Linked DNA regions of Homo sapiens: region 2 is linked to region 1. The links are chromatin contacts, found by Hi-C or POLR2A ChIA-PET in ENCODE. All regions are on one chromosome and are shown on one strand. Each heading gives the region's core, a stretch centred on a gene start or an enhancer-like site at or near the end of the contact. The rest is flanking DNA. Distances are from core to core; before and after follow the strand shown. Region 1 holds the start of VDAC1 (voltage dependent anion channel 1). Region 2 holds the start of HSPA9 (heat shock protein family A (Hsp70) member 9).

Region 1 (5,707 bases), core at 1,280-3,779:
TCTAGTGATTATGGCACCTGCAGATCTCAGCTGATTTTGTTTTTTAAAAAATTACTAATACTATTTCTTGAGACGGGAACTTGCTCTGTGGTCCAGGCTGGAGTGCAGTAGTGGGATGCTAGCTCACTGCACCCTCGAACTCCTGGCCTCAAGCCATCCTACCTCCTTGGCCTCCCAAACAGTTGGGATTACCCACATGTGCCTCTGAGCCTGGCCCAGTTACTGATGAGTGCCTACTCTTTTTTCTTTTTTTTTTTTTTTGGCAGAGTTTCGCTCTTGTTGCCCAGACTGGAGTGTGATGGTGAGATCTTAGCTCACCGCAACCTCCGCCTCCTGGGTTCAAGCAATTCTCCTGCCTTAGCTTCACGAGTAGCTGGGATTATAGGCATGTGCCACCATGCCCGGCTAATTTTTGTATTTTTAGTAGAGACGGGGTTTCTCCATGTTGGTAAGGCTGGTCTCGAACTCCCGACCTCAGGTGATCCAGCCGCCTCAGCCTCCCAAAGTGCTGGGATTACAGGAGTGAGCCACTGCACGGGGCCGAGTGCCTACTCTTTATGTGTCCCATTTTAAACTTACACCAACACTCTGAAGCTGAGGCTCTTAGAGGCCAGCCTTCTTGCCTGGGTCACGCAGCCACTAAGTGAGTGGTTAATCTGAAACTAGCACCTAGGGGAGCTGGCGAAGGGGCCCAGGGTAGCAGAGGCCATGAAGAACTCTTTCCAAGTTGTTGTTTTTTTTTGTTTTTTTTTTTTGGGGGGGGGGGACAATGTCACTCTGTCAGTCAGGCTGGAGTACAGCGGCTCAATCTCAGCTGACTCCAGCCTCCTCCTTCCAAGTTCAAGCGATTCTCGTGCCTCAGCCTCCTGAGTAGCTGGGACTACAGGCGCGCGCCACCACGCCCGTCTAGTTTTTGTATTTTTAGTAGAGACAGGGTTTTGCCATGTTGCCCAGGCTGGTCTCGAAGTCCTGGCCTCAAGTGATCTGCCTGTCTCGGCCTCCCAAAGTACTAGGATTACAGGCTTGAGCCACTGCACCCGGCCCAGATTGGTTCTTTAAAGCGGAGTTGAGAGGTGGCGCTGGAGGGGAGGAAGCCCTTCGACATTTGCTCCCAGCCTCAAAACTGGGTTGCACCGGCATCTGTTCCTAGCCCTGTGGGGTTCCTGGAGCCCCGCCTTGTCCCGCCCGGCCTCCCTGAGTTCTTGTCCTCCCCCTGCCCACCAGTCTCAGTGTGCGGGGTGGGGACCACCAGGCTGGGAAGCCCAGAGTTCCCAGGCAACTCGTGCGCCTGGGAGGGTCATAGAATCCGTCCTACACTCCTCAGGATCTTGAAGGGGGCTCTTCCTTACATTCCCAGTCACCCCTCCCCCAGCCCCTACACAGGGCCTAGGTAACCTGTCTGCACCCCACTCCCACTCTGTATCAGCTGCCCTCTTCCTCAGCACCCTATCCCACTGGAGCACCTTTTCCAACTCCAGTCGCCACTTTTAATCTGCCGCCTTTTCCCAGCAGCCAGTCCTGATTGCCTCCTCCGTAGCCCCAGTTGCCCACTGCTTTAGATAGTGTCGCAGCTGGCTGTGAGGAGTGTCCTGATTCTGTAACCCGGCACCTCCTCCACAGGGCCCTAGACGCCTCAAGCCTTCCAGGACGTTTGTTGATCAAAGGCGAAGGATGTGTAGAATCTTCGTCCATCTACGAATTAATTCTCGAAACCTGCTTCGAGTGGGCCTCGCGCGTAACACAGGGGACACTCAGTGGTGAACGAGACCACTCGCTTAGGCCTAGCAGCGAGGTGACCGTTCACTCAACACACACTAACTGGGTCCCGCAGGACACGCCCCGGCTGGTCGCGGGGGTTACCCGGGGTGCCCTCAGTCGGCCGGCCGGCCATAACCGGCGTGATCTCCTCGCGCCGAGAGACCCAGCAGGGACCTCGCAAAACCCAATCCACGTTTTGTTTTATTTTGTCTTTTTGCCTCTCAAATGCATGGAAATTGGCTGCTAGTAGCTTTGCTACAGGAGAAAATCGCTAATCTGTAGTGCAAAATCGGCGCACAGGGGTTTTCTCTGAGATTGTCTAGACGCCGCGCGGGCGGGTCGGAGGCGCCAGACACATTGTATCCGGAGCGCGGAGCTCGGGAGCAACAGTCGCCGCCTCTACTCTGTATCTGCGCCGCCCCAGGCGCCCAGTGTCCGCGCTGGGCCTGGGACTGCCCTCGGGGGATGGGGCCCACGCGGGCTTTGATGGGGGGCCGGGGGCCACTTTGTCCACCCAGGCGAGGCTTGGGTCCAGCGCCGGCCACATCAACTCCCGGGGGATCTAGCAGCGCGGAGGCCAAGCAGGAGGCCCAGGAGCCCCGCGCGTCTTCCATTAGCGCAGGGACCTCCGGGCCACAGCTCAGAGAATCGGAAGGCCTCCTCCCCCTTCCCGAGCGCTGCCACTGGGGCCGAGGTTTCCAGCAAGAACCCGCGTGTCCCTGCGCACGCACACACGGTGCACACGTCAGTCCGGCGCCTCCCCGTGCCCCGACTCACGCAGGTCCTCCCGCGCGCCCGCAACACGCCCGCAGGCTCCTGTGTCTGCTGCCGGGGCAGCGGGGCCCGGAAGGGTAAGAACGCGGCTCGCTAGCGGGATGGGGACCCTGGCCCGGCCTGGACGCTGTCCCGGGCGGGGCCTGGGGGCGGAGCGCGCCGGGCCGGGCGCGCAGGAGGGGAGGCGGGTCCGCGCCGCCGCCGTCCGCGCCGCCCCGCCCTTGGCCCAGCCGCTCGCTCGGCTCCGCTCCCTGGCTCGGCTCCCTGCCTCCGCGTCGCAGCCCCCGCCGTAGCCGCCTCCGAGCCCGCCGCCACATCCTCTGAGGTAGGCGCAGCGGAAAAGGACCCCGGCTTCCTTGCGCCCTGGACGGCGGGGGCCAGGCCCCTGGGGAGCTGAGAGGGAGGCGCTGAGGGAGGAGCGGGCGAGGGGCCCCGGCAGCCCGGCCGCGGGGAGGGATCGCGAGCGGCCGGCGCGGGCCTGGCTGGTGAGCGGGCGGGCAGAGAAGGCCGCACAGGCGGGTGCCGAACAGGTCTGGGCTGGGGAGCGCGAGGCCGAGGGTCCAGAGACGCCTGCGGCTGGCGGCGAGAGGCGGCCCGGGCTTGCGGGCGGAAGTGCAAGGGCGGCCGCGTGGAGGCCCGGCGGGCCGCGCGTCTAGGTGACCTTCCCCGGCGGCGCCCTCTGGCCCTGGATCCCACCAGCGTGCATCCGGCGGGGACCCGTTCGCCGCCCACGCTCGCCGGACCAGGCCAGCGGGCGGGTGCCGGCCACGCTGCCGCCTCGGGGATGAGCTCACGTGACGACCGTGGCCCCGAGTCCCCAGGCCCACGCGCCCTGGCCGGCCCACGCCCGCAGAAGCTGGCGCCCGGCACCGCCCGCCTGTGCCAGAGCCTTCTAGAGCGGAACGCGCCGGCCGAGAGTCGACTTAGGCGGTAGAGGCCGGAGCTCGGGCCTGGGCTGAAGGTTTGGCCTCGGAAAAGGAGGCCCCACGGGGAAGGATGTGGCCTTCTTGGTCTTAGGAGTGATTACTGGTTCGGTCGTTCATTCATTCGCCAAATGCGGCGGTGCATTCTGGAAACTGTTTCGGAGCCTGACTTTGGATTAGAGGCCCGCAGTCTTAGTGGTTTGTACAAGGTCACACAGCTGGGAAGTCCCCATACCTTCGTTTTCTCATCTATAGGACGGGAGCAATTGTACCTCTCCTTCGATGAGTTTTGGGGAATAATAAAATGAATTAATTAGCATGAAACCTTTAGAACAGTGCCGGTGTGGAGAAGGGCTAAGTAGAAACCCTGACACCCTTGGGGCTTTTTGGGTGAATCCAGCCCATCCCCCGCAGACCATTTTGCTACACGTGGCGTTGTGGAAGGGGTTCAATAAATGTAGCTCCTGTTTTTAAACATTCTTTCACTATTATTGACAAGCATTTGTATACCAGGTATTGAGTAACTTTCAGCTTAATTTATGAAAAATCTTGTAAGTTTACAAATGGACATTGTCAAGCTGGAGCAGTAAGTTTGCATGTGGAGATCTTGAATGCAGGAGCAGACCCTGGTTTAGAGCCCGTTCCGCCCGGGGTCCCTGTCCCCTTGACTAGCCTCCCCTCTCCTGGGGAGATAGGGGAAAGGGCTCCTCTGTTGCCTAAACTTCTCCACTGAGGCAGGAGAAGGCCAGAGCAGACTACCGAGGGCCAGCCTTCATTCTGCCCACCCCAGCTCTGGACCAACTCAGCTCCTAAGGGTCAGACTGAGGCACTGAGGCCCTGTGCTACTTTGTCTTCAGTGCCTGGGGTGGTGCTGCCTGGCACACAGTAGGTGCTTGAGAAGGGTCTGTGGGGGTAAATGCACTCTTGTGTCAGAATCCACCCATCTTTACTGACAGAGTTTTACTATTCCAGTACATGGCCCATAGTAGGTGCTTATTGAGTATTTGTGGAATTATTGAATGGGCATATGAAGGGCTGCAGGCCCAGACCATAGTCCTTTGATCCTGGACTTTTTTTTTTTTTGAGACAGGGTCTTGCTCTGTTGCCAGGTCTGGAGCGCGGTGGCACCATAACGGCTCATGGCAGCTTCTGTTTCCTGGGTTCAGGCAATCCTCCCACCTCAGCCTCACAGAGTATCTGGGATCCCAGGCACACACCACCACGCCTGGCTAATTTTTGTATTTTTAGTAGAGTCGGGGTTTCACCATGTTTGCCAGGCTGATCTCAAACTCCTGGCCTCAAGCAATCCACCCGCCTCCGCCTCCCAAAGTGCTGGGATTACACGCGTGAGCCACCATGCCCGGTCCTGGACATCCTTTTGAGGGACACAGACATCTCACTTGTGGAAAACAGCCTCACCTAGCAGAGAGTCACAAATATTTAAAGAACTGTAACAGTATGTATAGTCTCTTGAAATAAGTGCTTTAAACACATCGTCTTCATTCTCTGGTTTTCCAAGTCCCGAGGGAAACTTGTTGAACTGGTGTTTCTGGGCTTGCAGGGAGGGTGACATGGGTGACTGGGATTCTACAGAAGGTGTTGGGCCTGTTACCCCTTCCCTCATGGTGGGTGGATGGACAGCTTGTGCTGGGGTTGTCCTGAGTAGGGTGCCTGCCTGTGGGTAGTGGGGACTACTCCTTGTTGATTATTTAGTTTTATTTTTGCTATTCTAGAGTGGGGCTATAGGCAGGGGTTATTCGTAGCTCAGAAAGTGGGGGACCATACAGGGATGAGGTGCCTGTGGGCCCCTGGCCTTGCTGAACACTAGGCAGGTGTGGACAGTGAACTCCATGCTGGGGAGGTGAAGGGCATCCAACCTCTACCCTTACCAGGAAGATGCTCCTGAAGCACTGAAGTCCACTTCGCCTTTGATGGAATTTCCCGTGGTGTAGTGTCTTCGGTGGTAGTGACTGGAAGAGGCGCATGTGTGGTTGAGGACCAGCCGAAGCTTGGAGGCAGCCCCTCCTGGTGCTCAGAGATTCTGTAGTCTGCGGCTTTGGGTTTTCCATGGAGTCCTGTGGTAGCCACTGAGAAAAGTTGACCAGTGGGCTCCTCAGCTGGGTCTGGGCGCATTTCTCCATTTTACCACGTACTCAGGGGGTTTGGGATGAGTGGGACTTTAAGTTCTTTACTCAGAACTGTGCTGGAAAGAGCACTGGAGAGTAGCTTAGGCCCATAACACAGGTCTGGTG
Region 2 (5,707 bases), core at 2,364-4,863, 4.6 Mb before region 1:
TCGTGGCTTTTTAACGTATAGAGCAAGAAAAAGGAAAGCGAACTCTCGGCCGGCGCGGTGGCTCACGCCCATAATCCCAGTATTTTGGGAGGCCGAGGAAGGCGGATCTCTTGAGGTCAGGAGTTCGAGACCAGCCTGGCCAATATGGTGAAACCCCATCTGTACTAAAAATACAAAAAAAAAAAAAAAAAAAGAAGAAGAAAAGAAAAACTCTTAGGAGAACCAGTTAATACAACAGAGAAGTGAGAAGTATGCAGTTTCTCCAATTATTTCCACCTGCCCTTCTCCGCCCCGTCATGTACAACGTAAGAACATAATGTTTTTTATTGCATTTCAATGTTCAATATTATTTGTCACTCCTCTGTCTTCTTTGCATCGGTATATTGTTTTAGAATCTAAATCTCTACAAACAGGAATCATGAGCCTGTTTGGATAGCCTTTAAGAAAGCCTGCCTTCTCATTTTTCTTCCTTTCTCTCTCTTTTTTTTTTGGGGGGGGGGGGGGGCGGAGTCTGGCTCTGTCACCTGGAGTGCAGTGGTGCAATCTCCACTCACTGCAACCTCCGCCTCCTGGGTTCAGGCAATTCTCCTGCCTCAGCCTCCCGAGTAGCTGGGGTTACAGGTGCCCACTACCACGCCTGGTTAATTTTCGTATTTTTAGTAGAGACGAGGATTTCACCATGTTAGCCAGGCTGGTCTCGGACTCCTGACATCAGGTGATCCACCCGCCTCAGCATCCCAAAGTGCTGGGATTACAGGCGTGAGCCACCACGCCCGGCCGCATCTTTCTTTTCTCTCTTTCTCTTTCCTTCCTTTCCTTATTTCCTTTTCTCCTTCCTTCTTTCCCTCCTTCCCTCCCTCCTTCCTTCCTTTCTCCTTTCTTTCTGTTTTTTTGTTTTTTGTTTTTTTTAATGTCTCGCTGTGTCACCCAGACTGGAGTGAAATGGCACAATCATAATCACGACTCACTGCAGCCTCGACCTCTCTTGGCTCAGGTGATTCTTCCACCTCAGCCTCCCGAGTAGCTGGTAGCTGGGACTACAGGTGCACCACCATGCCCGGCTAATTTTTTGTAGAAATGGGGTTTTGCCATGTTGCCCAGGCTGTTCTCAAATTCCTGAACTCAAGTGATCCTCCCACTCCAGCCTCCCAAGTAGGTGGGACTACAGGTGCTTGCTACCATGCCCAGCCAATTTAAAAAAAAAAAAAAAAAAAATTGGCCGGCCGCAGTGGCTCACGCCTGTAATTCCAGCATTTGGGATGCCGAGGCGGGCGGATCCCTTGAGTTCAGGAGTTGGAGACCAGCCTGGGCAACAAGGCGAAACCCCGTCTCTACGAAAAATACAAAAATTAGCCAGGCGTAGTGCCGCATGTCTGTAATCCCAGCTACTCGGGGGAGGGGGGCGCTGAGGCGGCACTGGAATCATCTGAGCCCAGAGAGGTGGAGGCTGCAGTAAGCTGAGACTGCACCACTACACTGCAGCCTGGGCGACAGAGGCTAAAGATGGAGTCTCACTCTGTCGCTCAGGCTGATCTCGAACTCCTGGGTTCAAGTGATCCTCCCACCTCGGCCTCCCAAAGTGCTGGGATTACAGGCGTGAGCCACCGCCTGGCCACCCCTGCCTTCTGAGAGAACTAAAAACAAGAGAAATGAAGTGTTAAGTAACTAGTGAGGATAATATAGTAATAGCTGACAGTTAAGAGTGTGTGGGAGGCTTTTTAAAAACTTTTAGAATCTATATAATCTATAACCCATGTTACGTTAGACTTTTGTTTATTTTCTTACTCCCACTGCCATCCTCCTCAGAATGTAAACTCTTCAGTTAGCTTCTTTCCCTCCCCAACTTTCCCCAACATTTCCTTCACAGTTCCTCACCCAGGGGTGACTACTTAATAATACAGATCTTCCTGAAGAGATAGGGGGTCTGAAACATTTCTCTTTTTTTGAAAGCGGGCTTCCAGGACAAATTGCTTCATCTCCAAAATCAAGTTCAATCTGTCATCAGCCATTCGTTCGTGTTTTGCTTTCGCTGTATTCCTACCACCTGGGAGAGTGACTGACACACGGTAGGCATGCCAAAACATATCTGTTGAATCAATTAATTCCTCTTCTTAAAAATCTAAAACTGGGTTGGGCGCGGTGGCTCACGCCTGTAATCCCAGCACTTTGGGAGGCCGAGGCAGGCAGATCACGAGGTCAGGAGATCGAGACCATCCTGGCCAACATGGTGAAACCCGGTGTCTACCAAAAATATAAAAATTAGCTGGGCGTGGTGGCGCGCGCCTGTAATCCCATCTACTTGGGAGGCTGAGGCAGGAGAATAGCTTGAACCAGGGAGTCAGAGGTTGCAGTGAGCCGAGATGGCGCCACTGCACTCAAGCCTGGCGACAAAGACTGCCTCAAAAAAAAAAACAAAAACCTAAAAACTGGTCACAGGGTAGTGAAGTAGTTGACATCCTGCCACCAGCACAAGGTTTAAAAAGGGCCAGAGGAGTCTCAAGTCAGGCCCAGCACAGTGGGGAGAGGAAGAGCCTGAAGCTCAGCTATTTTTCTTTTTTTTCTTGAGACGGAGTCTCGCTCTGTCGCCCAGGCTGGAGTGCAGTGGCGCGATCTCGGCCCACTGCAAGCTCCGCCTCCCGGGTTCACGCCGTTCTCCTGCCTCAGCCTCCCGAGTAGCTGGGACTACAAGCGCCTGCCACCACGCCCGGCTACTTTTTCGTATTTTCAGTAGAGACGGGGTTTCACCGTGTTAGCCAGGATGGTCTCGATCTCCTAACCTCGCGATCCGCTCGCTTCGGCCTCCCAAAAGTGCTGGGATTACAGGCGTGAGCGCCCGGCCAAGCTCAGCTATTTTTTTTTCCCTTTGTGCAGGCTAATTGGCCTAATGTTCTGTGTGAATCAAACGCTTCGTAGTTGGAAACCCAAGACCCCTGTGATAAAACGCAACACGAAATTGTTTAACGTCTGTCTGCATATCCAAGTGTCTTTCAAGTTGTGAACAACGGGCGGGACCAAACAACAAAAGTACTGACGTCCTCACTTCACAAAGCCACAAGACAAGATGGCGCCGTCCTCCAGGAGCGGGAGCTGGGAACACGTCCACGCCCGGGGGGTGTGCACGCGCCCGGGCTCGCCCCAGGGAACGCTGGCGTGCACTCGGGCACCCAGTGAGCGCCGCAGTTAGTCTCCACCCATGTTTTCCGCCACTCCTTGCGCACATGCGCTCTAGGTTCTTAGCTGGATGTCTGTTGCGCCAACAGGCTCCTCCTCCCGCGCAACTGACGCAAGAAGACTGTAATCGGTTCGCAATTTATCCCGTGTGACCTTGAGTCTTTCCTGTCGCCGAGGACCGGGGCTGTCCGAGATACGGCCTTCATATCCCTCTTCCTCCCCTGGACTCTTTCTGAGCTCAGAGCCGCCGCAGCCGGGACAGGAGGGCAGGCTTTCTCCAACCATCATGCTGCGGAGCATATTACCTGTACGCCCTGGCTCCGGGAGCGGCAGTCGAGTATCCTCTGGTCAGGCGGCGCGGGCGGCGCCTCAGCGGAAGAGCGGGCCTCTGGGCCGCAGTGACCAACCCCCGCCCCTCACCCCACGTGGTTGGAGGTTTCCAGAAGCGCTGCCGCCACCGCATCGCGCAGCTCTTTGCCGTCGGAGCGCTTGTTTGCTGCCTCGTACTCCTCCATTTATCCGCCATGATAAGTGCCAGCCGAGCTGCAGCAGCCCGTCTCGTGGGCGCCGCAGCCTCCCGGGGCCCTACGGCCGCCCGCCACCAGGTGAGGAACTGGGACCTTCCCGAATGGGGTCACGGCCTCGGGCCTTGGGCCTCGGGCTTCGCTGCGGCAGGCCGCGCGCCCTTTAGGGTTTGAATTCTCCAGTATAGGTCAGGCGGGAAGGAAGGTAACGGGCCTTCCATAGTTAGCGCTGCCGGGTCAAGATTTTGCCCAAGGTTTTGCCTCCGGCTTGGGCCCTGCTGAGTCACACCCCTCGCGATCTAGAGTGTCATTTCAAAATTACCAGGTAGTGGTCCTCATGGCCTGTTCTGTGGCTGAATGGAAAGGTTTGGCCTTGGGGGTGAGGGATGCAGTCTATTGGGAAAGCCACTATTTTCAGTTTTATTTTTGGCTCCTCTACAGAATACAGAGTGTGTAAGGATCCCGTTGATACGGTGAAATAAAATAAGAAAGCTCTGAGTCGGAACTCCAGTTTTCGTGCTTAGCAACATTTTCTCAAAATCTGTGGTGTAAGATTGTACTCGTTTGTTACTTCAGAAAAAAAAGCAGATCGTGGGGCGGAGAAAAGGCTATGGAGTGGTTACTTGTTTTCTAAAATAAAAGACAAATGCTTTAGAGAACAGGAATTGTATGTGGGCATTAAGGAAGGCTTGGAAGGAGCCTGAGGTTAAGTTGTAATAAAGGTCTTTTATCCTAGTGAAACGCCACTACTTTTCTTTTTTCTTTCAAAGACCCTTAGTAACTCTAGTTCTTTTAAACTAATTGCACGGCAAGGTAAGGGGAAGTGTTTTCCCCCAGGGGACATCTGGCAATGTCTGTGGATATTTTAGGTTGTCACTTACTTACTGGGGTGCTTATTGGTTTCTAGGGTGTCGAGGCCAGGGATGCTGCTGTATATCCTACAATGCACAGAACAGCCCCCACCACAAAAATTTCGCCCAAAATTAATAGCGCCACGGTTGAGAAATCCTACTGTAATGTGATTCTAAGGCCATCTTTTATTTACCTTTTTTCGTCTTACTTATTTGGGAAACTTTAATATTTACTGTTTTAGTAGCTTAATGTATTTTATATACTAAGTGAGCCCAAGTTTTCTCTTTTTCCTCCCAGGATACACACTGGTTGGTGACTGAGTCAGTTTTTTCTTTTTTAGGATAGCTGGAATGGCCTTAGTCATGAGGCTTTTAGACTTGTTTCAAGGCGGGATTATGCGTAAGTATAATATCATTTCCTTTGAGAGGGAATACATATTAAACTTCAAAGCAGTGTTTTCTACATTTGTGATTATTCTTCTCTGTAATTATTTATCTGTATTTATTTAGAGATTATGTAGTATACCACTGTTAATTTTCCAATTAAATATTATCTTCCAGTGACTTTGGTCTATCAAGATAACAATAGCTGTGACACTGTTCTAAATGTCTTACAGATCAGAAGCAATCAAGGGAGCAGTTGTTGGTATTGATTTGGGTACTACCAACTCCTGCGTGGCAGTTATGGAAGGTAAACAAGCAAAGGTGAGCATGATTGATAACTAGTACCTTATCCAGAATCTGTCCAGAATTCTGTGCTCTTTTCCTTAGTTAAGGAATTTGAGAACCTGATTTGCGCTTTTTTTTTTTTTTTTTTTTTTTTTTTGGAGACAGTCTCTATAGCCCATGGTGGAGTGCAGTGGCACGGTCTCCGCTCACTGCAACCTCTGCCTCCTGGGTTCAAACAGTTCTCCTGCCTTGGCCACATAGCTGGGATTACAGGCATGAACCACCATTCCTGGCTAATTTTTTGTATTTTCAGTAGAGACAGTTCCACTGTGTTGGCCAGGCTGGTCTTGAGCTCAAGTGATCCGCCCACGTTGGCCTCCAAAGTGCTGGGATTACAGATGTGAACCACTAAGCCTGGCCTCGAAGTACTTCCAACTAAAACAGCAAAAACATAACTATAGATCAGGGCTGACCGGGCATAATGGCTCACGC

What was found. Hi-C counts contacts between places; a loop is a spot of excess contacts on that map. ChIA-PET counts read pairs that join two places held with the same protein, here RNA polymerase II (POLR2A). Pooled maps may share reads with other maps.
Region 2: a loop to region 1 is called in a map of CD8-positive, alpha-beta T cell, with 31 times the contacts of the local background. The contact joins the promoter of HSPA9 here to the promoter of VDAC1 in region 1. A Hi-C loop is called at or near these places in 1 of 168 maps with a recorded cell type or tissue (CD8-positive, alpha-beta T cell) and 1 of 50 pooled maps. POLR2A ChIA-PET finds 5 or more read pairs at or near these places in 2 of 52 experiments (BJ and activated CD4-positive, alpha-beta T cell).

Annotation. Positions count from the first base shown.
Region 1 is chr5:134,001,797-134,007,503 of GRCh38, reverse strand. It overlaps VDAC1 (voltage dependent anion channel 1), which reads left to right and starts at 2,529. Exons shown (of 9, transcript NM_003374.3): 1 at 2,529-2,609. RefSeq lists enhancers at 1,686-1,755, 1,796-1,855, 1,926-2,045, 3,696-3,745, 3,756-3,805 and silencers at 2,216-2,265, 2,306-2,365, 2,426-3,465.
Region 2 is chr5:138,573,307-138,579,013 of GRCh38, reverse strand. HSPA9 (heat shock protein family A (Hsp70) member 9) reads left to right here and starts at 3,613. Exons shown (of 17, transcript NM_004134.7): 1 at 3,613-3,776; 2 at 4,888-4,946; 3 at 5,164-5,251. The coding sequence starts at 3,696. The region is part of intron 1 of LOC105379193 (a long non-coding RNA gene); the gene reads right to left. RefSeq lists enhancers at 3,019-3,158, 2,736-3,384, 3,299-3,578, 3,819-3,868, 3,385-4,032.